Linked DNA regions of Homo sapiens: regions 1, 2 and 4 are each linked to region 3. A link is a contact called in ENCODE Hi-C or POLR2A ChIA-PET data. All regions are on one chromosome and are shown on one strand. Each heading gives the region's core, a stretch centred on a gene start or an enhancer-like site at or near the end of the contact. The rest is flanking DNA. Distances are from core to core; before and after follow the strand shown. Region 1 has its middle 66 kb from the start of LINC01814. Region 2 has its middle 100 kb from the start of LINC01814. Region 3 overlaps LOC105373408 (a long non-coding RNA gene). Region 4 has its middle 41 kb from the start of LINC01814.

Region 1 (6,657 bases), core at 474-2,973, 690 kb after region 3:
AAGCCAGGTGCCAGCACAGGCAGAGCCAACTTCAAGTCACACAGATCTCATTCAAACCCCACTCTGCTGTCTCTTAACTGTCCAACCTTGAGCAAGTATCTTGGCCCCATCTGTAATCTGGAGATGAGGACAGTACCAGCCCCACAGAGCTGCTGTGAAGATCCCATGAGGAGGTACATGCAAACCACTGGGCACGATGTCTAGCACTCAACAGACACTAAATTGATCACGGCTGTCATTTAAATTAGCCACATAAATGTGTTTCATTCTTGGAAGGTCACGTATTCCTCACAGCGTATGGTGCCCCAGTCTTTCCACTACTGCTGCATTTTGGAGTGTCCTCTAGCTTTCAACCATGGATAATGAGACCTGCAGATAAGCCATTTCCAAACTCCCCTAGTAGAGCCAGGCACCCCATCCCCATCCCACAATTCTCACTGCCTGGTCCTCATTTCTGTGCTCACCTCCTTCCCTTCATGGAGGCTCTCAGGCAGAGCTGTGTGACCTCCCTTTCCCTCTCCATCTGTCTGTGCAGAGCTAGCACGGGAGGGCTTGGCAAATGTTTATTTACTGAGCAGGAGTTACCAACTTTTCTCCCAGCTGATGATTTAAGTACAAGTTTCAGTATGATTCCTCCAGTAGCCGACCAAAGGCGGATTTTAAACTAAGAAACACACCTGTATTTAGCACACCAGGGGATTCACCAGTTCCCCTGGGGCTGGTCTTGGCACAGTTTCATCCAGAAAAAAACCACCAGAGGAACCTTCAGCACATTAAACACCCATAGGCAATATGCACTGTGTGGGGGGTCAGGTGCTCATTGTCTCATTTCTTCCTCTGCCCATGAGGTAGGGTGTGTGAGCCCCATTTTACAGATGAGCAAACTGTTGGTAGGCAAGTCTACTTTGCTAAAGGTCATGTCGCTGCCGCATGTTTATCTGCATTTGAGACTAGAAAAGCAATTGATGTCTGTTCTAGGAATTAGGGACACTGGTGCTGAGAACACTTAAAAATAGCCCCGTGCATTTTCCCATTCTTGAAACAGGTTTACTAATCAGGAACGCAGCTGAAAAAATCCAGCAAAATGACTCAGTTCCAAGTAAAATGTCATTTCTCCCCCATCACTTTGGGACAACCCCAGCAAAGCCAGCACAGCATAGAAACAGAAAGAGAGACAGCAGAGAGGCCAAGAGGCAGAGAGGAGAAAAGGGGAAGAGGCCACATGGGTGGCTGCAGGGCCTCTCACAGTGCCCTGCAGCCTCAGTCAATTCCGGGGGTGCTCACAAGGCTAAAACGCTGGCTGTAAAATCAAGGGCAAGCTGGAGGGCTGGTTTCCTGTCTTCTAAATATACTCCTGTTCCGATGGTATCTCGTCCCCTGCGTCACGAAGGAGGGCTGCCCTTGACACTGTGAATGTCTCAGGAACACCTCAACCCAAAGGAAGCTGGGGTGTAGAAAGCTCGAGGTTCCTAATACCTTCAGGAACAGCACACTCAGGTCCTGCTCAGGCACTGGGCATGGCTGCCTCCTGCTCCTCTTTATCCACCCTCCTCCCCCTCCTCCCCCTCCTCCCTCTCCTTCCTCCCTTCCTCTTCCCTATCTTCCTCCTCCTCAAGGTCTTCCTCCTTCTCCCCCTCCTCTTCCTCCTGCTCCTCCCTTTCCCCTCCTCCTCCTCCTCCCCTTCCCCTCCTCCACCTCCCCACACAGAGCACCTCAAGCCCTCCAGGTGGGCAGTAACTGTCCAGCAGAGCTGCTGTCTGTGAATGTTATCAGAGGAAACACTTCAGAACTGAGAAGCAAACAGAAACCATTCTACACCTGCTGTCGCTCCACTTCCTCTGGGCCCCAACCTCCAGCCAGGTGTCCTCATGGGAAGAAAGGGCCCATTCAGGACTGCGGCTAGTGGTTCCCAGTTGAGTTCCTCCAACATGGCAGGAAGAAAGGAAGACACAGTAGGAGGCAGCAGAGCCTTGTGGTGAAGCCTAGGGCTCAGAGTGGAGCCCACCTACTGCCCATGCTGCATGTCCTGGCTCTGTGACCTTCGGGCAGGCTGTGGTTTATCATTACTTGTAATTTGTAACATTGAGTTACAAATACTGTGACTAGTTCAGAGGATTTATGAGGATGAAATGAGTTATCTGCTTAAACCACATAACATAGTGCATGGCCCTACACTTTGGGAGCTGGCGTGCCTGCCCTGAGCCCCACGCATTCACACTGTGTCATTTTTACAGCTGTGCCACCTGCCTCCTCACCTTCACCCTCCACCCCTCACACACCCTTCCAGGGTACCCCGATCCCGCAGGCTGCTTCCCATCTCTCCCTGAAATGCAGCCCGTCCTTTGGAGAGCCTTCCAGGACCTTTTCCCACTCTTGTGCACGCTTGACCATCATCAATTTAGTGATCTTTTCCCTAATAGATTTCACGTTCTCTCAGGCCCAGAGCCATGTCTAAGTAACAGTGACTAGTGGCTATGTGAATCTATTAATTCTCACACCTAAAATAGAACTCCACACAAAGGAGGTGCTCAATAAATGCTCATTGAGCAATCAACAATAACGACCAAGGCTCAGAGAGGTGAAGTAACCTGCTCTGTGTCACAGAGCTTGGAAGTGGCACATCTGGAATTCCAAGGCCAGTCACACCAAGGCAGGTCCAAGTCCTACTGCCCCTCAGCATCCTCCTCCCGTAGACGGTGATGCACCTGGGGGAGCAGAAGCAGTAGTTCCCAAGTCTACAGTGGAGCAAGAGGCTCAGAAATGGAGATCTCGGAGCTGCCCGCGTACAGCCTGGAGTAAAGGACACGCCATGCTGCCATTAAGCACCATTTCAGCCCCTCGTTGCCTGCACAGGTCCAACACGGAGCAGCTTGGCTGGGAGGCAGAACGGCAAGTAAAGCCTCCCTCCAAACAAGCCACCCCGCAAAAGGCTTGAAGGAGCACCCGTATTCAGAGACCACCCACTTTAATACAGATAATACTCTAGTAGCTTATATTTATTGATTTCCACACCTGCTAGGGACTGTTCCCAGCATGTGTGATTAAGAGTATCTATAATCGCAAGGCGCGGTAGCTCAGTCCTATAATCCTAGCACTTGGGAGGCCGAGGCAGGTGGATCACTTGAGCTCAGGAGTTCGAGACCAGCCTGGGCAACAGGGTGAAACCCCATCTCTACAAAAATACAAAAATTAGCTGTGTGTGGTGGCACATGCCTGTAATCCCAGCTATTTGGGGGAGCTGAGGCAGGAGGATCACCTGAACCTGGGAAGTGGAGGTTGCAGTGAGCTGAGATCATGCCCCAGTACTCCAGCCTGGGTGACAGAGCAAGACTCGGTCTAAAAAAAAAAATATATATATATATATATATATATAAAATTATTTGATCCTCGTGGCAACCTTACAAGATGGGCACTGTCAGCCGCCATCATCAGCATCTTACAGATGGGGAAACTGAGGTGGGGGAGAGAAGCAAGTTGCCTAGTGTCCTGAGTATCACACTGCTAGAAATTCCTGCAGCCTGGGTGCAGGCAGTGGGGCTCCAGTATCTGTACTTTTTACCAGTTTGCCACTCTGTTTTGATGTGATTTTTTTTTTTAATGTTAAAGGTGAGGTGGGGATAAGTTCCCAAAGGTGCTCATTGAGTCCCACTGTTGTGGAGTCACTTTCTGTGGAGTCCTCATGACAGGCCCTGGAGGCAGGAGACCCGGAATCACCTACTCCCACAAGCCCATGCCGGCCTGGCTCAGCCATGCTTTTAGAAAGTACTCCCAGGAGGCTATTGCAACACTCCAGGGGCATCCCCTGACATCCCTGCACCTGCCTGGACATCCTGTCCTCTCCTCCTTTCTTCCAGCAACTTCCTGGGTCTCAGGGAGGGGGGTGGGATTCCAGTGGGGTGCGGGAGTGGGAAGCACTCCATCCGGGCCGAGGGAGGAGTCATTTCCCAGCTCCAGTCAGCACCTGTTTCTCCGCCTCTGGCCCATGGTAGGAAGGGAGCTGCCAGGCATCCCGCCCTTGAGGCCTCTGAGCGAACGAGAGCTGGTTCACAAGCTCGGAACCTGGAGGCTCAGAATGCGGCGGCTGCTAGCTGTGTGACAATGGACAGGTCACTGAGGTCCCTGGCAATGGGTGGGAGGTCGTTAGCGCTCCTTGCCAGGATAGCCTCTAAAGCCCTTCCTCGGGGGACCGGTCAGCACATGCAGCCTCAGCCCTCTCCTGCCTCAGAGTGACATCACTGCCTTCGGGGCAGCCCCCTCACCAAGCAGCCTGTGTCCCCTTAGTCTCCGTAATCCTCCAGCCATCAGCCACTCTGCCCTAGCTCTCTCACAAACATTGGGGGGTTTGGCCAACAGGTGTAGTAGCAGAACACCAACATCAGGGTGCCCACCCCACAGCATCATTATTGCTGAGTGGGAGCATCTCTTTCCAGATGTGCACTTATCAGTCTCTCATTGGTAGTTCAGAATCGGGATGGGAGAGAATTAACACCACAGACGTGGGAAAATGCTATAACTTGGGGCTTTTTATTTTTGGTGGGGAAGGGTGTCAGTTGTTAAACATTTACCAGCATTTCCCTGCAGCCCAGGGTAGCAGGCAGAACAGGACCCTAGCTTACACCCGCCATGTCCCTCCCTATCCTCCTCTTCATCCCAGGAGCCCAGCTAGGGACCGGGGGACTTCCAAATAGACAGTGCCCTTTATGATGGTGGGTGGAGTTCACACGTCATGGGGCCAGAGCACTGGGACACATGCGTCTGTATCCCAGCCCTACCATTGTCATGGGGTCTCTAAAACATCATCCCCAAAGTCACAAAGCTGCCCGACCTCAGTTTTCTCATCTGCAAAAGGAGGCTTGCTGGAGATAGCAAACAGAACAGAGCCTGGAAACTATGATGCCAGCCTCATACCAGACACTGCTGTTTGTGCAATAGCCCACTGTTCTAGTGCTTCCCCAACCTTTCCACAAGTTTTTCTTCCTCCTAATTCACTTTGATCTCCACGAGCTCTTAGAAAATCACCCAGTGAAGTGTGCCTAAAATTTGGCAAACCCAAGAACAAAGAATTGCTTTTCACAGAAGTGCTTATAAGACATGCCCAGCTCAAGACCAAACTGTGAGCTAAAAGAGAAATCACCCCTTCAAGCTTGTCACGTCTCCTTTCACAACTGTGGCAACTGAGGCTTGTTCTAGGCCGCAAACCAAAGTACCATAGAGCTGAAACAGAAGGAGCTAGTGTCACACGTTGAAACTGGGAGAAATGGCTGCTTTCCACAATTTACCCACCCGAAGTGTGATGTGTTTCTGACTCAAACATTTCTTGAAGAATTAATTTTGCACAAATTGACTTTAGCCATCCAGCACCTGTTGGTGTCACCTCCTCTGCTGGGCTCTCTGGAAAGGCCCATTTGCCCTCTCCTCTGTCAGATGGAAGAGTTAGAAGGCATTTTCAAAGCTTCCGTGCATCCAGGGGTCTGGATAAAAGTTAGCCTGCACCAAACAGATACCTTTAAAAGGCAGTAGTGAGGTGGGTGCCCTCTTCCTGCAGTACCTGACCGCTGCTGCCACAGCGTAGGCACAGAGACATAGGGCTTTCCAGCAATGACAGCCCAGGGTCCATCCTCCAGTTCCTGGGTGTCTTGGTCTGGCTTCCTAATCCCCAGATGGCAGTTTTGAGTGCTCCTTTTCCATCAGAAGCAGACGCAGCAGCAGCTTCTTGCTTTCAGGTCAGCCCTAGGAGCAGCCTCAGAGGTTACAGCTCTCCCAATGTCCAGTTCTATATTCTTACAGGAATGATTCCAGAAGCCCAGTTTAAAGCCTGTTTCTTTAGGTCTTCCATTCCCTGTATTAAAGCCTTTTCTGTTTAACACACCTAGAGTGGTTTCTGTTTCCTGCAAAGAGGTCTAATACATCTATTCTTAGGTTCCCAGATCTAGGCAATTTTCATGCTTTGTGAATTTAAGGAATGGCTGCCCGAAAAATCTATGAGTCTCTGTAAAGTCCTTCCTGGACCCTACAATCATCTCCAATACATTGTCAGTAAAATACTGAAGCTCCACCTTCCTTGGGCCTTTCTATTAAGAAGCATCTGAACTTACACTATGCTGGGCTTTCTCTTACGCACACAAGACAAATAAAATATACACTGATACAGTTTGATCCCCTATAAGGAAAATTTTAGAGGCTCACACTAAAGTATGCCCCATCCAAGACTTTGAGTGGACAGAACCCCCTGTAGACTGATAAAAAGCTGGAGTATCATTCTCCCTTTGTAAACTCTTATAGCTCTATTTTAAAACCAGGGCAAGGCCAGGGTCTTCCATGCCTGGTCAGCAGAACACAGCTTTGAGTCCAGCCACGACATGTCCCCTCCTGCAGGGTCATTACAGGTCACTCACTAATGGAGAAAGACTTGGGGTGGTATTAGCTGGGACAATTGTCCTCTGCTCCTCTTTAGACTCCATCCACATGTGCAGGGGTACAGATCACCCCCTCAACCACCATAAGTGAGATCACTCTTAGGAAAAGCAAAATCCCATGTTCCTTGGCTCTCTTCCGAATTCATCCCAGTCATCTGATTTAAGAAGTAATTTCAGATCATCTTCCCATTTCTGCTTCATGTTGTATCATCAAAAACACGTGTCCAGTTGGTTAGCAGAA
Region 2 (5,989 bases), core at 198-2,697, 650 kb after region 3:
AAATGGGACTAACCTTTTGCAAGGTGAGAAGTCTGCCTTCATTACATATCTTAGGAAAAAAAAATAACTATGAGAAGCAAGACTCGAAATCTACCACAAGAAAACACCAACAACAAACGGAATTAATAACTCTGAACACCAAAGAATGTACCTGCTCTTTCATTCAACCAGCTTTTATTAAACTATTACCTACCAGACACTGTGGGAGTTACTGGGATGTTGGGGTGTATAATTCTGGATCTGTGCCCTGGAGGAGCTTGTATGGGAAAGACAGACACTAAACAAACAGTTGCGACACCGTGGACTAGCCCTGTGCCAACAGCAGGAATGAGGTGATATGGGAGCCAATTCACCCACTTGGAGGCTCAAGAACAGGGGGATTTTGCCAGATGCAGCAGGGTGATGATAGGATTAGACAGGATGATAATGGAAGTCCAGAAATGTGAGTTACAGCCTGTAATCCCAGCACTTTGGGAGGCCGAGGCGGGTGGATCATGAGGTCAGGAGATCGAGACCATCCTGGCTAACAAGGTGAAACCCCGTCTCTACTAAAAATACAAAAAATTAGCCGGGCGCGGTGGCGGGCGCCTGTAGTCCCAGCTACTCGGGAGGCTGAGGCAGGAGAATGGCGTGAACCCGGGAAGCGGAGCTTGCAGTGAGCCGAGATTGCGCCACTGCAGTCCGCAGTCCGGCCTGGGCAACAGAGCGAGACTCCGTCTCAAAAAAAAAAAAAAAAAAAAAAAAGAAATGTGAGTTACAGCCACACCTTAAGGCACACCTCTCACTTCCTTAGTGCCCTATGAGAATGCCTGGCCCCTACGGCTGCAGAGCAGTACAAAGGTTAACGAGATGTGGGAAACCACTCAGAATTTTTATGCTAAAGTCATTACATTTGAGAGCGATTTCATATTGGCTGGACTTTGGTCTCAGTCAATATGATTTCATCTGGCACCATTTATGTTACCAACTTAAACTGGCTGCTATTTCCCCAAAAAAGTATTTCCCTAAAAATCTTCACATATATGTCTGCCTTTTCATCAATTAAGGAGTATTTACTGCACACCTCCATGTGTTCATATCCTATTTGACATCTATAAATGAATCTTAAAAAGTGCAACTAAGCAAGCGTGTATCAGTGGCATCCATCTTCTGGTTTTCCTTTTCATTTTGATTGGTTTGCTATTCAATATGTACGTGCAATTTTTTTCTTCAAGAAAGGATTCAGCCTATCACACTTGTCTGTGTTTTTGGTTTCTGTGGAAAGAGCCTAACATGCAGTGGACACCAGGATAATGGCATTTGGCAACAGAGGTCAATGCTACCTGTGGGGACTGGGGTTTCACTATCCCCAGGAAATGGACCTACATGTTAACAAGGAAAGTTTGCCATTTACCGGGCTTCTGATGGTAACAGATTTGAGAGAACTAGCTGGTGAGTGGCACCAACAAGAAGTCAGCGATCCATCCGGGGTGGCCCAGGCTCAGCCACACAAGAGAAACTGCACTGTCCTCTGCACCCACGTCTGACATTGGTCCTCCCGTGAAGCTTCATGGGGGTGAGGACCAATGCTCCAGGGAACTCCTCCAACACACAGGATCGGGCCCTCCCCCTCCTCATCTGAGTTATATCTGGGCTCTCTTTTTCTTTAAGGGGACAAAGGAGAAAGAATGCCAAGCTTACTGGTGCATTAAATGATTGAGAAATGTTTGCCATTTAAAGCTGTTTCACTTCCTGCCTGATACCACAAAGAAGCTTTTTAATGAAGTTAGCCTTTGCCTTTCTCAATGCCACTATGCGCCTGGCTTGTTTTGCCCACTTTCTGTTTTCAAAGCTAGGTATGATCAGGAAACACGTGGTTTCTATTGTTTCAAACAAGTAAATTTCAATTCAGTCAATTTAGGGGAAAAAGTCAGGGGGCGTCCAAAGGACAGGGTAGAGGGGCGGAGCATACGAGGATGGCCGAGGGGGCACAGACAGCAGGCAGCGGGGTCCAGGTCTTCACCCTGCTCTGAAGGGGCCTGGCTGCCCTAAGTCAGCCCAGGCTCCCACGGGAAGCTGAGCCCTCAGGCTTGGGGGGTACTATGGGCTCCCAGAGTAGGGCCCCCCTCATTCCACACGTGCCCTTGCTGACTAAACCCTAAGCCCCAGGGTTGGCACATGACTTTCCACAGCTACAGCCAAAAAGACAAACACCACAAATTGCTTCGTGACCCCTTGTCAAGAGTGCTCCCAAAATGAGAAAATCTATACCACAAGAGTCCTACCACTGGGACACAGCCAACTTCAGGACCAGCACGAAAGCCCTGGCCAAACCATCCTGCTGCTACTAAAGTATGAGTTGTCCATATGACTGACAGAATCTCTGGTTTAAAGTAACTGTGGCTACTGCTTCTTCAGTGCTTATGGGCATGTCGGGTACTTAGCACTTGGTGTACGCCTATTCATTTAATCTTCCCAGCATCTTGCAAGACAGGTGTCGCTATCTCTTTTTACAGATGAGGAAACAGAGACAGAAAGAAGCTAAGGAATTCCAAGGTATCTGGGTCAGCTGCTGATGCAGCCCTACCCAAGGTGTGAGAATGTAAGTCCATGCTCTGTATTACCAAGTACAGTGTTCCAGGGTTTTCTGTTCTGCCCCCACCTCCACCCCCAGCCAATACCTATGTTTGAAAAAGGCCCGTTTCTAGCAGCGTGTTCATATTTATTCATTAAGTACTTATGAAGGGTCCACTGTTGGTCAGGTCCTGGAGATAAAGAGATGAATATCATGGTATCTGTCTTCTACACGTGTACTCTCCAGTACCCTCCACGATGGTGCCACTAGCCACATGTGTCTATTGATTGCTCAAAATTTGACTAATATGAATTGAAATACGTAAAGTGTAAAATACACACCAGGCTTCAAAATCTTCTTATGAAAAAAGTGTAAAATATCTTAATCATGTTTCTATTGAATCTTATTGAATCTATGTTAAAATTATATTTTAATATATGGATTAACTAAAATCATTTTTATTTCCATGCATTTCTTTTCCTTTTTAAAACGTGGCTGCTAGATAGTTTGAAGTGACCTACGTGGCTCACGTTCCATTTTTATCGGATTGCACTGCGCTAGAGGCACATGTCTGGAGAGGAGGAGACGTGAACAGAGCTGTCCCCATGGCCCAGGCAGGCAAGGAAAGCAAAGGAAGCATGAAGGGAGGCCAGAGGAAAGCAAGGGAAATGCCACGCCTGCCTTACGAGCTCCGACAGGGAAGTCGAGCCCTCTTATCAGTGGTCTAGTTGACTGGAGAGATAATCTACCACGCTCGCCAGCCTGTTCTGGAGAGACTCAATGACAACCCTATCACGTTAGAGGACCTGGCTCAGCAGTAGAACACAGGCTGGCAGCAGAGACTGTGGGATTCAGCTCTGGACACCAGCACCAGCTCAGATGGGAGCTCTGCTGTGGTTTTCACTTTGCTCTGGCTTTATTTTTATCAAAAGTATTCCAGGCCCCAAACCTCCCTCCTTAAACTTCCAGGAGAGGTTCAAAAATCCCACCTGCCTTATTTATGTAAACCATTCCTCTCCCCTCAGCCCCTTGGCAGCTCGTGATATACACTCTTTGTTGCTTACTCAGTGTCCACTCCTCTGTCGTATCTTACTGGAAGAAGCCCATTTGGGTTCAGAAAAGCCATGGGTCCAGCAGCCCCAGGCGATGGGTCCTGATCCTCTGTCTAAGCCAGTCTTGATAATTTCACTCCTCACTGCCCAGCCTGCCCTGAAGTTAGGGGTGGGCTGTCACTCAGTTCTGACATGACACCAAGGCCAGAGACTGCTTTGGGGCCAGTGTCTAGAAAACTTTGGATTCTTGGTAAAATGAGACAGATGAGGTTCAAAATGTCTCTCCTGCCCCAAACATCTTCATTCTGCCCCAGACGTGACCACTGCAGCTCCAACAGCCATATTGCAAACAAGAGAAGAATTCTAAGAAAACTGCAGAAGGTTAGTGCTAATATCACCGAGTTTATGAACCAGCACCAGTAACCACTGACCTCCAGTCTTCCTGTTACATGAGGAAAAATAAACTCCTCATTACTTAAAAGCCATAGAGTCAAGCAGTCAGATATGCTGTTACTTGCAGCCTTTGACATATACAAACCAAATATAAAGCGGGAAAATCGTTTGTCCAAAAATGTAGACTGTTCCAAAGAAACTCAACATCAACATCAACCACTTCCCACATCACTCTCTGCCTGATATTTAAGCACATTTTAATCACAATTCCCAGGGAACTCTGTGTGTTCTTCTCCTTTGAATGTATTGCGTCCATATAAGAGGTGGGAAAACTAGTAGTTATGGTTGAAGACCTACACGTGGCATTCTTAATTCTATATAAACCTCACAGTTCCAGGAAAGTTTCTCTCCACCTATGCAACATGTATAATTTTTTCACTCCCCAATGTACAAGAAATTACAGGGAATATTTTATTGTTCCTCAAAAAATTAATATGGTCATTGTCATTTAATATGGTTTAAATTTTTTAAAATTTTAAAATTTTTTTTAAAGTGTTTCTTCCTCCCCAGACACTATTTGGCTGCCTACTCAGTGACAAGTCCCTGCCAGACCCGGTGATTCAAAGCCCAGTTTTGCTCAGGTGTGGACAGCCCTGGGCTTGGGGTGACCAGGGCCCTCCCTGGCCCTAGGGAGTAAGTCCTCATTCATCCAAGCTGATCGTAGCAATTCCCTTCTCCTTGATGAGACAGGTTTGGGAAAAAACATAAGGCATAATTCTGGCTAACAAGCTGAGAGAGGAAGTCCGCTGGGAAACTTCTGAGGAAGCTCCTTCCTCTGAAAATGAGGCATTCACACGGGCCAGGCTGCAGGCACCACAGATCTGAAGCTGCGGTCACTCAACACAGAGATGCCTGTTATGCTCGTGTGAGAGTCCAGGGCAGTTCCAAGTGGCTGGGACAAGGGAGCAGTGGGCACAGGGAGCTCTGCTCCATGCAGTTATTGAGACTCAAGCACAGGCTGTACCATCTTCAAAACCTGGCTTCCACAGTTGCCCTGATGGTCAGACCCCAATTAACCAAAGGGGGAAAGAGCCTGGTCTGCTGTCCTTGGCAGCATCTCCTAGAAGGACAACTTAGTGACCCCAGGAACAGTTGCATTGTTGTTGGATGACAGCAGTAAAAGTGCACAACATACCGCCCTGCTGAAATCGAGAATTCTTTGCACCACCTGAACCAAGCTCATGTGTTTTAAAGACTCCTGCACAGAGACGCTTCTGGGCTGGGCATGCAGATGGCTTTCACCCTCCATCCATCAGACTCAGCCACATGGCCATGCCTGACCGCAGGGGAGGCTGGAAGATATGGTCTGGCTGTGTGTGCAGAAAGAAAAGGAAACAGCTTTGGTGCAAAAATGAAAATGCAGAGTGCCATGTTCATAATTACTAAGAATTTCCAAACAGAGGCAGCAGAGCATTACATCAGTGTAGGACCCTTCTCGGCGTGGGTTCTGTGTGGCTGCACGGTTAAACACTCAATTCAGGCCTGGACAGAGGAGGTGCTTGTCATATGGCAGCCAGCACCATCTCCTCCCTTCCTGACCCACCATGTACCTCCAGCCCATGCTACCTGTTTTCCCATTCACATTCTATCTTACGTCATCTTTCCCCATAGCTCCTTGTGGTCAGGAACCACATCACATGCCTGAGTGCACATAGGCACTTTGAGTGACTAAAGGTATCCCCAAATCAAATTGATTCTAAGTGTTCAGGGTAACAATTTCATGATGCAAAAGAAAGCACACAGATTTGAAGGTTTGATGTGGCTTTGACAGGAGTAACTAAAATCAGTTTAGCAAATCAGATTAAATTTGTGGCCCGTTTTCCTTGACAGCATCTCCTAAAAGTACAGCTTAATGACTCCATGAACAGTTGCATTTTTATTGGATGATAGTAGTAAAAGTGCACAAAATATCTCTCTGCTGAAATAGAGA
Region 3 (6,876 bases), core at 3,708-6,207:
TAAAGGCAGTAAGGTAATAGGTAAAAGATGAGATATGCAAATGAAGATCACTATAGCCAAAATCAAATCTTAGAAAAAGATAGTAAAAGAATACTGTGGAGGCCTGTCTACCCTAAAATGGACAACTTTTCATTATACAAACATCTCAAAAATACTATTGAACAAAATTAGGTCAAGGAAGAATAGAAACCACAACTTGTTTAATAACACATACTTAAGAAATTTTTAGTTAATAATCTTTCTACAGAGAAAACATCACACTCAGGCAGTTTTCTGGGTGGGCTCTACAAAATGTTAAGTAGATTATTTTAGTCTTACACAAAGTCTTTAAGACAACAGAAAATAAGAGAGCACTCACTATGTCCATTTATGAGATGTAAAAATTTAAGGTTTCATATCAAAACCTTAATAAAAATCATATAAGAGAAGCAAAAGAAAAGTAAACTGCAGGCTATTTCATTCCTGAATGAGGATGCAAAAAGTTCCTTAGCAAAATATTGGGAAATTGAATCTAAGTAATATACATAAAAATACAATAGACCAGCCAGGCACGGTGACTCAAGCCTGTAATCCCAGCACTTTGGGAGGCTGAGGTGGGCAGATCATAAGATCAGGAGTTTGAGACCAACCTGACCAACATGGTGAAAACCCACCTCTACTAAAAATATAAGAGTTAGCTGGGCATGGTGGCGCGCACCTGTGATCCCAGCTACTCAGGAGGCTGAGGCAGGAGAATCGCTTGAACCCAGCAGGTGGAGGTTGCAGTGGGCCGAGATTGCACCACAAGACTCCAGCCTGGGGAACAGAGCAAGACTCCATCTCAAAAAAAAATAAAAAATACAATAGACCATGCCAAATTTGTTATAATTCAGGAATTAAAGGTTGAAATGACAACATTACAAATGTGTTAACAAACTTACCATATATATAGATGTCAAAAGGAAAAATATTCATACTAGTTGCAGAAAAATTACATATAAGATTCATAATCTGCTAGTATGAAAACTGAGTACTTTAGAAATAGGAAAACCAGAATCTATAGCAAATATCATACGTAACGGTGAAAATATAGACAGTTCCCTTTTACTCAGAAATCAGACAGAGAAGCCCTTATCCCTGTTCTTATTCTACATTGCTCAGGAAGATAAAGCTGGCAAAGATTGTGCCCAGAATTCCACCTGCCCACCCAGCTCCCTGGGTGCAGCTCCTGGTCACAGCTTGAGGTCTCAGTGCCTGGGTCCCAGGCCCCAGGTCACACAGTTCCAGGGTCCCAGCGCCTTGGTCCCAGCCATAACCAGGAAGGAGGTGACTGATTGAGCCCAGGAGGGGTGTTGGACCTCCCAACTGCACCCTGTTCAGAATCTGCTCACCCTCTAGCCTCCAGATGAGCCGTGTGCCCAAGGTCCAAGGACATAAGCAGCAAGGGTTTGCTGTGGACATGACAGTTGCTAACTCCTAGGAGGTCCCAGGAGGTCCAAAGCACTAACAAAGCCTCTGCCTACCCATTGCACCTGAGCTGAGCCTGAAAGACTAAAGTCCGGGATGTCCAGAAGTCCCAGGCCTGCAGAACTGTCTACACTTGATGCATATTTGAAAAAGCTCCTGTAGAGGCAATCCCCCAAATCCCTTGCAAAGCGGGAGCCTCCACATGGGGGCTTTCCCCGTCTAGGAGTGTGGAGGCCACAGTCCTCCTGGACCACTGTGCCCACCTGGTGCTGAGCAGCAGCAGGAGCAGCCACCAGGGACCTGACTGCCCTCCAGGACTGCTGTCCAGCCAGGCAGAAGGGGTGGTGGTCCTTATTTGATTGCCCCTTAATCATGTTTTATATGTACAGACATGGAGTTGCTTGAATGCTGGAATTAGGTCCTATCCTGGTGTCATGAGGCTAGTCCAGTCCAGGTGCATAGTGGATTGGAGATCAAAGGATGACATTTCAGCCTCATGGAAAGTTCCCTCTTTATTCAGTTCTTCCGCAGAAGGAAGAGCAATTGATTGGAAGGAAGGGATCACCCGGGCCTCCAGAACTAAACCCAATGTTGTTTTCAGACTTTGGTACCTGAAGAATCATGAAGCCAGTACAACAATGACTCCTCTGCATCTCATAGCCAGGGCATGAAGGGGTCTTCCCTGGGCAACAGCTCCCTATTTTCACCTGTCAATGCAGTGTCTACCTGCTATCGCCTAAAAACATCCGTCCCCATTATAAAATCCTTCGGCACCAACCCACATTTAGTTTTCCTTCCTGACTGAAGCATGCCAGGGTTGCCCAATCTGCCGCTGCTCCTTTCCCATCTCAATCCTAATTAATTGATTAATCCTAATTAATCCTGAATTAATGTTATTCCAAAATTTAACCCCGACTTTTGCTAATTTGGGCATTTGTCCATTTGCTCATGGTGAAATCTGGACAATTGCTACATATTTTTGAAGACTGGTGAAGCGGTGTTACAACACTTGGCTTTAGAATGGGATGGGTAAGGAATATATTTGGGAACACTTTTGGCCTGAGTTTTATCATTTGGAAAATGGGATTAAGGCTAGCTATCTCCTAGAATTGTTGAATTCTTAAAATCTATATGTACAAACATACTTGCAAGGTGTAAGGCTGGAGTGTCCACCAGCACAGTGCAGTGTCTGGCTTATAGTACAAATCCAGCACATGCTGGTATATTTCCTCTTTTGACCCTCCACGCAGACGGAGGAGTGAGGACGGCCACCCCCACCTCCGTGCCCCTCCATCATACTCCACAGACACTGGAAAGCCCTCCCTCAACCACTGCCATATTGCCTTCATCTTTTCCTTTTTAAAAAATCTCACACTACACTCTTGCTGTTCTTTGAGGACAATGTCCTAGGGCTGTATATCTCCAAGGGTTGAAGCAATGCTGGCATGTACCTTGTGTGTAGTAAGTGTTTGTTGAATGAAATAAGAAGCAAACACATCTTCCCAATGGGTGAAGAAATCTTTTCATCATGGGAAAGATTCGAGTCCTTGTGTGTTTGGCAAAATGTTATCAATACATTTTCACATAAAGAGCTTTTTATCCCTTGAAATTATAGAGTGGGTTAAAAGTTTCATAATGGTTGGTTATTTTTTTTTCCCAAGATTTCCAAGTTTGTATGAGATGTTATTTTGGACAGTATTTTAAATTAAGTTCTTGATTTGGTATAAAAATATCATGAACCTCAGATGTAGCAAAGAACGCAGCTATTGTCAAAGGGTAAGCACTGTAAAATGAAACAAGTAGTATCATCTCCAAAACTCTTGTGCTAATTCTTCCAGAGCTTGTTCTGTGGGGAGAAACACACTGCTATGGAAACCACTAAAGAGAAGCAAAAAATTCTTTGTAACTAGGAGCTGGGGCCTTTAGCTTTGCAAATTAGTGCCAAAATACCACTTATCCATCTGCATCCCTGACAGTACAAAGATAGTAAAACATAGCACCTTATCCTGTACTTGCTCATGCAGATGGAGAAGTGTCTGAATGTGATAAAGACCATGTCTAGGTTTCTCCTGGACACCAGGATCTGGAAGGAGAACCCCACTGTGAGAAGCAGAGGTAGGGAGCACTGCATTCAGGCACATGAGATGACATTCCCAAAGGGCTTTTGCAAACCAGAAAGCATGGTGGATGTGATTTTTATTACCCTCCTGTGTGCTCCTGAGTGCTCTGCGTCTAGCTGTGCACGATCAAGCAGAATGCTGAAAGCAGCCCTTGTGTGTCTTGCATTTTCTGTGAGGAAGCTGCACCTACATTAACTCCTCTAATCTCTAATAGCACAACCTGTGGAATAAAACAGAGCGACGTGAGCATAGATTTTTACACATAGCAAGATGTGTCAGTTGCCAGTGTTTGCCTCCCCACTTGGACCACCTACTGGTGTCTTTAGGTTTCTTTGTGTTTTCCCTAATGCATAGGATGAATAACCAAATGGGAAACATAAAGATAGACATTTCATGGCTTGTCAGCCAAATAAATTAATATTCTTGCAAACATAGATGTCAAGCATGACCAAAAATAATCATGCTAACTGGGGCCACATGGATTTCCCTCAAGTAAAAAGTACCAATTAAGTTCTATGGAGATTATTTTTATTCCACAGTTTATCAAACCATTTTTTTTTAACTTCCTCAGCCATTTCTCCCTTTCTAAATGTCCTTAAATCTAATAGGTCCAGAAACAGGAGAGGGGGACAGAGGCATCCTTTCACTGATGAGTGGAAGGACAGGAGAGGTAATCCCTGCTAGGGTTGGAATGGGTCCCCTCCAAACTTCAGGTGTTGAATCTTAATGGTCAATGTGGTGGTAGTAAGAGATGAGACCTTTAAGAGGTGATTAAGCTATGAGGGCCCCTCTCTTGAGAATGGAATTGAGGCCTTTATAGAAGAGACTTCAAGCAGTATTCAGCTCACTTGGCCTTGTCATGTGAGGACACATCCTTTGTATCTTCTGGAAGATGAAGTAACAAGGTGCCACCTTAGAAACAGACCAGACACCAAATCTGCTGGCACCTTGGTCTTCGACTTCCCAGCCTCCAGAACTGTGAGGAATACATTTCTGTTATTTACAAATTATTCAGTCTCTGGTATTTTGTTATAGCAGCACAAAACAGACTAAGACAGTCTCCATACCATCCTCAGCCTAAAGAACCAGCTTCTTGCTCAGGTGGAATAGATCTTCTGGAGGGAAGCTATATTTCTACTAGAAAATCAGTTGTATTTTCACCAATCACGAAGGCTCTTCCAGACATCAGGGCAGTTGTAGAAGTGCCTGGAGAATGGAAATAGGCCCTTTTCCGGAACGCCCCCACACAGGCCAGTGGGACATTTATTTCCCTCTCTGTGAGAGACCTGTTTGGTTGGGAATGAGAGGAATGCTGTCTGACTTTTATACCCACTTCCGGGGAGCAGCCAGCTCCCACATGAGAAAGAAGACTTTGTACAGGGGCCAGGACCCTCACTGGATGCCAGAACCCCAGGACTTTCACTACACAAACATGTACATTCTGAATCATTCCTAGCAACTCTTCACGCAAAACAAACAAGCCGAGGAAAGTACCTCTCAGATGCACAAGCCAAGAATTCTAGAAACTCACTTTCCTAACCCCAAGTCATCTGCAGAGCACGCCCACAGAGAGCACCTGGGTGTGCGGCACTGCTTTTCTCTGGTGTTCACAGCTTTTAAAGACAGCTTTTGGGAAAGTATGTTCTCATTCATAGCCGATACAAAAGGTCCTTACACTTTTCTTATAGTTTAGTCATTTTGTAATTGTAACTGATTTTTCTTTGATGTTATTTCTTTTTGAGTCATATGAAGAAAAAAATAAACTTTGGTTTAAGCTTGTTAGCTTTACTTTTGTACAATAGCACTTGTCTTACTGAACCACATAATGAAATTAGAAGCTGCCAGATGTCAATCAGCGTGGCCCCAGGTACCATGTCCTTTTGTGTATCTGTGTGTATGGAATATATTTATCACGTGCTTATTGTGTGCTGGGAACTGTGTAAACTTTTTAATGCATTATGTCAAATTGTAATAATTACTCTGAATGGTGTTTTGTTAACCACGTTTTAGAGATGAAGAAAGTGAGGTTTACCTACAAGCAAACTTGTCCACTGTCATAAACTCATGATTGGTCCAAAAGATTTAGCAATCAAATCCTTTGCTCTATCCAGGAGAAGTTGCAGTTATATTTTAAGCACTTACAGAGTCCAGCGTTGGCAGATAGATACTTTTCATCATAATACATAAGTATCCATCTATTAATACTTTAAAGTTTTTAAATTAGTTTTCTGAGACTGATGTAAAAACTTACCACCAACTGGTGGTTTAAAATAACAGAAATGTGTTCTTTCATATTCTAGAGGCCGGCAGTCCAAAATCAAGGTGTCCTTTTAGTGCCTCCAAAGCAACAGATACTTTCTTCCTTTGCCTCTTCCAGCTTCTGGCAGCTCCAGCTGGCCTTTGGCTTATGGCCGCATCACTCCAATCTCTGCCTCTCTGGTTAGTTGCTTCCTAGTATTGTGCCTGCCTTTCGTCTGTGTGTCTCTTATAATATGCTTGTCATTGGATTTAGGGCCCACTCAAATAATACAGATGATCTCATCTCGAGGTCTTTAAGTTGTTTACATCTGCAAAGATTCTGTTTCCAAGTAAGGTTGCAGGTTCCAGGGAATAGGATGTGGGCATATGTTTTGAAAGGCTACCATTCTACTATGTAACACTACATTTTTAAACGGAAATGAACATTTAGCAAGTATTTTTAACACCTACCATATTTTTAAATATATGTTATCTTTCTTGAAATGTATATTGTGAAGTAGCTATACATTAATTAATAGAGAAGGATTATTTAATTCCTGAGTTATAAGCCCTTTCTGGTTTTAATATTTTATATATTCTACTGTTCAATTTCGTTACGGATATTTATACCTTATTGTTTAATTTCATTATAGATATTAGCATATCAAATTAAGATGATCTATAATTTTTCTATAATTTATTTTTCAGATTTTAGTATAAGGGTTATGCTATCTTCATAATTAAATAAAATAAAATTTCTTTTTCTTTCCCTACTCGCCATCATATTCTATGGAATATACTATGAAACACCAGATTTACCTAAAACACAAATGCATGAAAAAACATAATTTTAGAACTGTCTCGTTTCAGGACACTCATTAAAGTGAATTCTTTGAATTTTTTAAGGCCTTCCATGTTTATTGGTATGTTCAAATTATTTACCTGCTTGAATCCATTTTTAATCTATACTTTTCTAGAAAAACAATCAATTTCTGGCTTTTCAGAATATTGGTAGGAGTTAAAGTTATTTTTTCAACTAGTTTCAACAACTGTCCTCTGTACATGTTGTTAG
Region 4 (6,499 bases), core at 2,227-4,726, 720 kb after region 3:
GGGCCCCAGCCCCCCATATCATCCCTGGCCCCACTGGGGGACCCCAGCCTCCTGTGTCATCCCTGTCCTCACCCCGGGGCCCCAGCCTCCCGTGTTATGGACCCCTTCCTTTCTAGGAAACAAGGCGTGGGCCGCAGAGTTCGAGTTGGTCCTGAATTTCCTGTTTCTTTAAGCTGAGACATTTTACACACATGGGCACACTCCCCAGCTGCCACTTCTGACCTAGCCCAGAGAATTTCATGCAGCAGCAATTTCAGTAACAGGAAAAACCAGACCCAGGGAGCTATCTGCATGTCACAAGCCAGTCGCCTGGGGCAGGAATAGGACAGGCTGCCAGGCTCTCCCTCCCTGTCTCTATTTCCTTTCTCACGGCCACTGCTCCCTCCTGAAGGTGGCAGCAAGGGCAGGAGGATCCTTGAGACAGCTGGCTTCCCACCCTTCCCTGGGGCCTCCAGGACCACTGTCCCCTCCCCATACCCTCCTACCCACCGTGGAACAACCCTGGCTGCTGTACACACAAGCGGGGACCCTCGCAATTGCCTTCAGTTGGGCTGTGCTGAGCCCTCCTTCCCAGAGACCCTTCTCATCAGCTCCACTCCACTTTCAGCCTGAAATGGTGTCTCTACCATCGCCAAGCTCTGTGGCAGCCCTCCCTGCAGTCAGCCTGCCTCATGCAGGGTTTTCTGAAACAGGAATTCCAGGCTTCTTTGCTGGGGAGGTCAATGGACAGGAGTCTGGCCATGAAGTGGGACCAAGGAGGATGTGCCTCTGCTCCCCAAAAGTGAGAGAGGCACTCTGGCTGGCCTACAGGATGACCAGGAACAGGCCTCAGGGTTCCCCATGACCCTGACTCTGAGCCTGTGGATGAAGGGAATCCGTCATCAGGGGAACAAGGAGGTTGAGGAAGGCCTCCCAGAGAGGCTGATCACAGAGCTGGGTTCTGAAGGATGAAGAGGAGTTTGCAGAGCCAATCAGAGGAAAGGGCATGCAAAGGGAGGCTCTGAGACTTGGGAAGAGCCCAGCCCCACTGGGGAGCCTGAAGCTGCTCTGTGCTGCTGCCACATGCCCTTCAGAAGGGCAAGGGGAGGCAGGTGATGGAAAGAGCCCTGGTGTCTTCCCGTAGGGGCTCTTAGTGGGAATTAGGCAAGACCAGTGGCAGAATCCAACTTGTGGGTTAGGAAAAGACCCTGGGAGGCTGTGCAGAAGCCAGCCCAGGGCTGTGGGAGCCAAGAAAAATTCTACCTTGAAAGTGGGGAGTGCTGGTCATAAGAGACTTTCTTCTAATGTGAGCATTTCCTCTATGAAAGAGAATGGAGGGACATTTACAGACACTGTCAGATGAATTCTCAGAAAACCTTGGGGAGGAAATTGGAAAGCCCTGCCTGCCCCAGGCATGGCAGGCATACCAGGTTCCTGGCTAGTGAAGTGGTTTGCTCAGGAGTTTTTGCAGAACCAGAAAACTTAGATGGAGCCCCATTTTAGAGATGAGGAAACCGAGATAGAGGATGCTTCGGATGACAGTACTTTGGTGCCTGTGCCACGAATAGCACCCGGATCACCCTGGACCACCTGCCTTTGATGTGGCACGGCAGCTGCATACATTTTCCTGTGCAGGCACTTGGGTGGCCTGAGTTGCCTCCAAATTTGGACATCTGGCTGCTTCTTGGTGCCCCCACCTGAAACCCAATCCACCTCTTCCGAAGCCAGCAGATAGTGAATTGCTCAGTAAGAAAAAGGTCTGTGCAAAACAGGAGACTAGAAAGAAACCTCAGTGCCTCCAGGAACCTCACGTGAGCTCCGTTTGACTCTGCAGAAGCAAGTTCCTTGCTTTTAGAGGAGTGACTGTGGCTGGGCATCATCCAGACCTATGTGCAATTATTGGTCGAAGGCGTCTCTCCCGCTAGACGGAAGCGCTCAGAGAACCAGGCAGTGGAAGGTGCATGACTGGGAGGAATGAAGGATGGCCATCCTGAAGTGGAAGGTGTGTGACTGAGAGGAATGAAGGATGGCCGTCCTGAGGCTGCGCTCGAATGGAGGCTTATTTAACATGGAGCCTCGTGCAAAACACCCCGGAGCAGGCCCCTATAGGATTGAGATCGCTCCCTGTGATCTGCTGCTTCCCTCTCCAGTGGTTTTTATCTTTGAACAGAGCAAATCCTGGCTCCACTCAGACCTGCTCCGTGAGAGCCGAATGCAGTCACTGCACCTGGTCGGGGCTGAGGAGCTTCTCAGCCATTCCAACAAGGCCTGGTCATCGAAAAGCCATGATTTTCTTGCATTCTGGGCCTTGTGACTTCTTGAGACGGGAAAAATGAAGCGCTGTTCCACGATTTTGTTCTCAATCTAAAGGACCATTGCTTTGGAAAGTGGTCAGATTCTGCTTTTGGTTGATTTTAGGATCCAAAACTATGGCGATGGGAAAAAGGAAATGCATTTTAGGATTTCAGGTATTGTCTAAAATTTGCACATGATTATATCCTGCAATCTTAATGGTTCATGCGTCTCATGCTCAACCAAGAGCCTCTGCTGGCCTAAATGATCAAAGCATTTCCAGGAATTATTCAAGAAAAAAAAATCTGCTCCCGTCACTCACCGGCTGAAACCCCCTCAGTGGCTCCCACTGCCCTCAGATGCAGTCACCCTCCTTACTGAGCTTAGTGAGGGCTGCACTAAGCACTTTGCATTATTCTCTCATTGAAGTATCACAACAATCACAAAAGGAACTATCATTAAACCCATTGCATGGATGAGAAAACTGATCCTTAGAGAGGTCAGGGACTGGTTCAAGCTGACTGTGCTGTACAGTGTCAGAGCAGGGATGACCCCAAACCCACCAAGGCCATTCTTAGCACCCGCAATCTCCATGACCATCTCCTAACTCTCTCCCTCCCCCTCATCTATTTCCTACCCATGGATGAAACTGTTTGTGTCTCACCTACTACTACAGTGAGCCCCTTCTGCTTACCTCCCTGGGCCCCAGGCTGGCCCCACTGGGTGCTCCTGGCAGCAAAGTCCATGTCTGATTAGGGAACTTCTTATTAGGAGGCTTCCTTGTTTGCTTTACCCACCTTCTCCAGACTGGGACCCCTGGAGACAGAGCCCTTAGCTCCCGAGGCCAGGTGGTCCCTTGCTGTGCCCAGCACAGATCCTGGTGCCTGGGAGGAAGGCAGTAAATCTGTGTGAAGTGGGTCATTTCATTCTGCATTGGAGGATCATTTTCATGCTCCATAACCCACGGCTATCAATAAAATTAATATTAGCTTCCAGTAAAGTCTAGAGAGGTGCTTCTCACACTAGAGTAGGCAACAGGGCCACCCGGAGAGTCAGGTAAAACTCGGAGGCGCTGGCTCCAGAGGCCCAGACAGGTGAGGCTGTGTGGCTGGTCCTGCCCCCGCCTCTGAGGGGCACTGCTCGGCAGCCAGCAGCCCACCCCTGAGTGCAACACTCAGCAACCAAAGGCACCTGGCTGGGCGATGACTGACAGTGAGGCAGCTCCAAAACTCCCTTCCACAGCATTTACAAAACAGACACAAAGTTTTCTATTTGGAGGAGTCATTTGCTGCAATGGGGGTTTTCCCTTCGTTTTTGGAAATGCCATGAAATAAAATGTTAAGTGTGACTCCAGTATCCTAATCTGAGGCACAGACAACTCACCGCAGTTACACCTCAGAGAAAACATGGGGCTCCCCGGGAGAGGGGCCTCACTCAGCCTGGAGTTATGTTCTGACTTCTCAAAACATGAAACCATTTATATTGGCTCTGGCACATTCAAAAAAAAAAAATTCCCTTATGTCACATGCACGCGCGCGTGCACAGAGATCAGCTTTCGGTTCACAATGAGTGTGCCCCTGGGTCTTTTCTGTGTCTCACTCATTGAAGCCTGGGGGACCAGGCCCTGGGGGACCGACGGGGTGCCTCCGTCTGTGCTCCTTGTCCCTGTTGGCCAGAGCTGGTGAATCACCCGGCCCCAGCAGCCTGCGTCCTTTCCCAATTACCGTAGCTGTCAGAGCTGACTAAAAAACCAGTAGCAGCTGGCAGGAAATGGGTAAGAAAACTGACCACAGATAAACTGTAGGACTCTACAGAGCAGTGGCAGATAGACTCGGGGACAGGAAGTGGAGCTGTTAAGACTCGGCCCTCGCCTGCTCCCGGGCACCTCAGGGCCATCGAAGGGCGCGTGCACCTGAGATGCTGCGGTGCTCGCGTCACGCAATGACCCCGCAGCAGGCACCAGCCACGGCCCCCGAAGGGAAAGAAGCAGTCAGGAGTGGCGGAGAAGCACCCCCAAAAGCCCAGGCCTTTGAGACTCCTGCAAAGGCAGTGGTTCTGCTAGTCCAGGGGTGATGGAATCGCAGCCGGCAGAGCCTGCGCTGTTGAGGTCAAATGACCTGCTGGCCGTGCATTGCCTCACCCGGCTCCCTGAAGCCAAAATGACCAGCTCTCAGGCAGGGAGAGGCCACCACACATTGAGAACAGTGCTGGTGTTGAGGTGGGGAGGCGCTTCTCTGTGGAGTTACAGGTCCAGCGTTTTCAATACTCCCACCGCGTTTCAGCCAATGCCAAGGGCGGGCCCTTCAGAATCCCTAGTGAGGAGAAAGTATCAGCCAGGTGGCATGCTGGATCCTTCCATGCATCATCCCACTCCTGTTCACATACCCTAGGAGGCAGCTAAGACTATCCCCATTTTACGGATGTGCAAAGGGAGGCTCAGGATTAAATAGGCCTGGCCCTGGGTTCCACCACCTATCCACCTATGAGGGGCAGAGCCCAGATTCAAAGTCTGACTGGGGTCTCTGCCCCGACGACCTCTGCTCACAGCGTGCCGCTAGGTGCTGAGATGGGAAGAGGAGAGAAGGGGTCAGAGGAGAGAGGGGGAGTGAGCACAGTGGAGGAGGCTTGCCTGGGCCCTGATGCTTCACCCAGAAAGAAAATGGGGTGGTCAGTGTTTAATCGCATCTTCCCAGTGGCCCAAGCTGCATGTCCACCCAGGACACCATCCCAAGCAGCCCAGCAAGGGGGACCCACCCTCTCTGCACCAAGGCAGACCCAAGGTGCTTCCAGGGGCAGCCAGAACAGGGTGGCTTCTGTGTGGCCTGCTGTGGGACAAGCTGCTGTGACAAGAAGCAGCATCTGCTATTGAACTTGTGACCCAGGCCTTGGTCCCTCACAGGGAGCAGGGCACAGCTGGGACAGAGGGTGAGGGTCCCCTTCCCATCTCTCGGAGGTGGCAGAGTGCACCTGCTCCACGGAGCGTGCGCAGCCCCCTCTGCTGGCGCCCGGTCCAGCTCTCGGGTGAGCTAGACGGGAGTTCAGCTGGGCGTGACTCACCCCTGTTCCTGGAACTGTCTGAAGGCGGGGAGGATGCTGTGGGTAGGCTCTAACTGTATCATCTGGGCTGGGGCCGGTAGCAGATGGTCCTTATAAAAAAAAAAAAAAAGTACTTCCATGTGGGCTTAAAATAGCGCAGCACTCACCATCAGCTGAATGGGGAAATGTACGAGCCAGTCTTTCACGTGGGAGTGGGCACTGCAGGCTGGAGGTTGGGACAAGGGGCCCAGACACCAGCCACAGCGGCCAAGCCCAGGAGGTGGAGAGGAGACGCCTCAGCACCCACGTCGTGCCTGGCCTAGACCAGGCAGGTGGCAGATACGGGCCCAAGCAGGCCCTGCCACGATGATGAAGATGACAATGAAGCCACAGAACCCTCCCGGTTGCCGCATGGGAGCCGGCTGGGAAACCGAGATGCCAGAACACCAGCCGTCCACCACCCTGTCAGCCTCTCAGTCAGTCCAGGAAAAGCCTTTCTTCATCCTGGAAGTCGGGAAATGTGGCTCCCTAACAGGGGGCGGAAACAACTTTTGGTTCTGAGTCAATCTCTCTCTCTCCCCGGGCCCTACAGGAACACAAGAGTGAGTCCTGGAGCCTCTGGAGTCCGCCCCTCACCGATGTGTGTTCTGGGGCAGGTCACTTCCTCTTTCTGTGCCTCAGTTTCCTTATCTGTAAAATGGACGGAAAGCCCCACCTTCTCTAGGGCAAAGCCGAGCACCCGGAGGTGCTCTGTGAAGGAAGCCCACAGCCCTGCCTGGGTTGTCCCTGAGGCCCGAGAGAGCCCTTGGCCCCTTCTTCCCTTTTTAATACGTCCCTTCATCTTCCTTTAAACCATGCTGCACTTTGACATGTAGAGGTGATCACTCTGAAAGTCGGGGTCTGGAGCGTCGCCTCTTGCTGCTGCTGCGTTGATGTGGAGGGAAGGGGGTGACAGGAGGGAAGCCGGGGCAGGGACAGCAGGTGGGGAGTCTCACTCCGTCCAGCCCAGCAGCCAGGGCTCCCAGGCATGGCAGGCCACCTTCCCGCCCTCCTGCCGCCCGCCCTGCCGGGGATCAGCAAATCGGAGGCCAGGTCACTGTGGCCTTTGAGGGGTGGAGACTCTCCCAACTGCAGGGCAGGGTGAGGGAGCTCTAAGGGAGCCACGGGTCCTCAGTGGCTCGCCCAAGGCAGA

The links. A loop is a pair of places that touch in the nucleus more often than their neighbours do. ChIA-PET counts read pairs that join two places held with the same protein, here RNA polymerase II (POLR2A). Pooled maps may share reads with other maps.
Region 1: a pooled map shows a loop between it and region 3 (21-fold over the local background). The contact joins two enhancer-like sites. A Hi-C loop is called at or near these places in 3 of 37 single-sample maps with no recorded cell type and 11 of 50 pooled maps. POLR2A ChIA-PET finds 5 or more read pairs at or near these places in 1 of 52 experiments (activated naive CD4-positive, alpha-beta T cell).
Region 2: a loop to region 3 is called in a map with no recorded cell type, with 8 times the contacts of the local background. The contact joins two enhancer-like sites. A Hi-C loop is called at or near these places in 1 of 168 maps with a recorded cell type or tissue (GM12878), 2 of 37 single-sample maps with no recorded cell type and 7 of 50 pooled maps.
Region 4: a pooled map shows a loop between it and region 3 (17-fold over the local background). The contact joins two enhancer-like sites. A Hi-C loop is called at or near these places in 2 of 37 single-sample maps with no recorded cell type and 11 of 50 pooled maps. POLR2A ChIA-PET finds 5 or more read pairs at or near these places in 3 of 52 experiments (activated CD4-positive, alpha-beta T cell, activated CD4-positive, alpha-beta memory T cell and activated naive CD4-positive, alpha-beta T cell).

Annotation. Positions count from the first base shown.
Region 1 is chr2:8,514,273-8,520,929 of GRCh38, forward strand. No RefSeq gene overlaps it. Among named protein-coding and RNA genes, the nearest start is that of LINC01814, 66 kb to the right of the region's middle. RefSeq lists enhancers at 826-935, 1,136-1,185. Within about 2 kb of position 1,724, at least 14 of the 41 ENCODE cell types and tissues checked have a DNase peak (open chromatin) inside an H3K27ac peak, as active enhancers do.
Region 2 is chr2:8,476,229-8,482,217 of GRCh38, forward strand. No RefSeq gene overlaps it. Among named protein-coding and RNA genes, the nearest start is that of LINC01814, 100 kb to the right of the region's middle. RefSeq lists an enhancer at 5,279-5,378. Within about 2 kb of position 1,448, at least 12 of the 41 ENCODE cell types and tissues checked have a DNase peak (open chromatin) inside an H3K27ac peak, as active enhancers do; they include GM12878, where a contact is called at or near this core.
Region 3 is chr2:7,820,839-7,827,714 of GRCh38, forward strand. It overlaps LOC105373408 (a long non-coding RNA gene), which reads right to left. Exons shown (of 4, transcript XR_922750.1): 3 at 3,650-3,786. Among named protein-coding and RNA genes, the nearest start is that of LINC01871, 98 kb to the left of the region's middle. Within about 2 kb of position 4,958, at least 5 of the 41 ENCODE cell types and tissues checked have a DNase peak (open chromatin) inside an H3K27ac peak, as active enhancers do; they include GM12878, where a contact is called at or near this core.
Region 4 is chr2:8,539,820-8,546,318 of GRCh38, forward strand. No RefSeq gene overlaps it. Among named protein-coding and RNA genes, the nearest start is that of LINC01814, 41 kb to the right of the region's middle. RefSeq lists enhancers at 3,575-3,624, 3,635-3,924, 3,899-4,405, 4,406-4,912, 4,575-4,634 and 3 more and a silencer at 5,140-5,434. Within about 2 kb of position 3,477, at least 27 of the 41 ENCODE cell types and tissues checked have a DNase peak (open chromatin) inside an H3K27ac peak, as active enhancers do.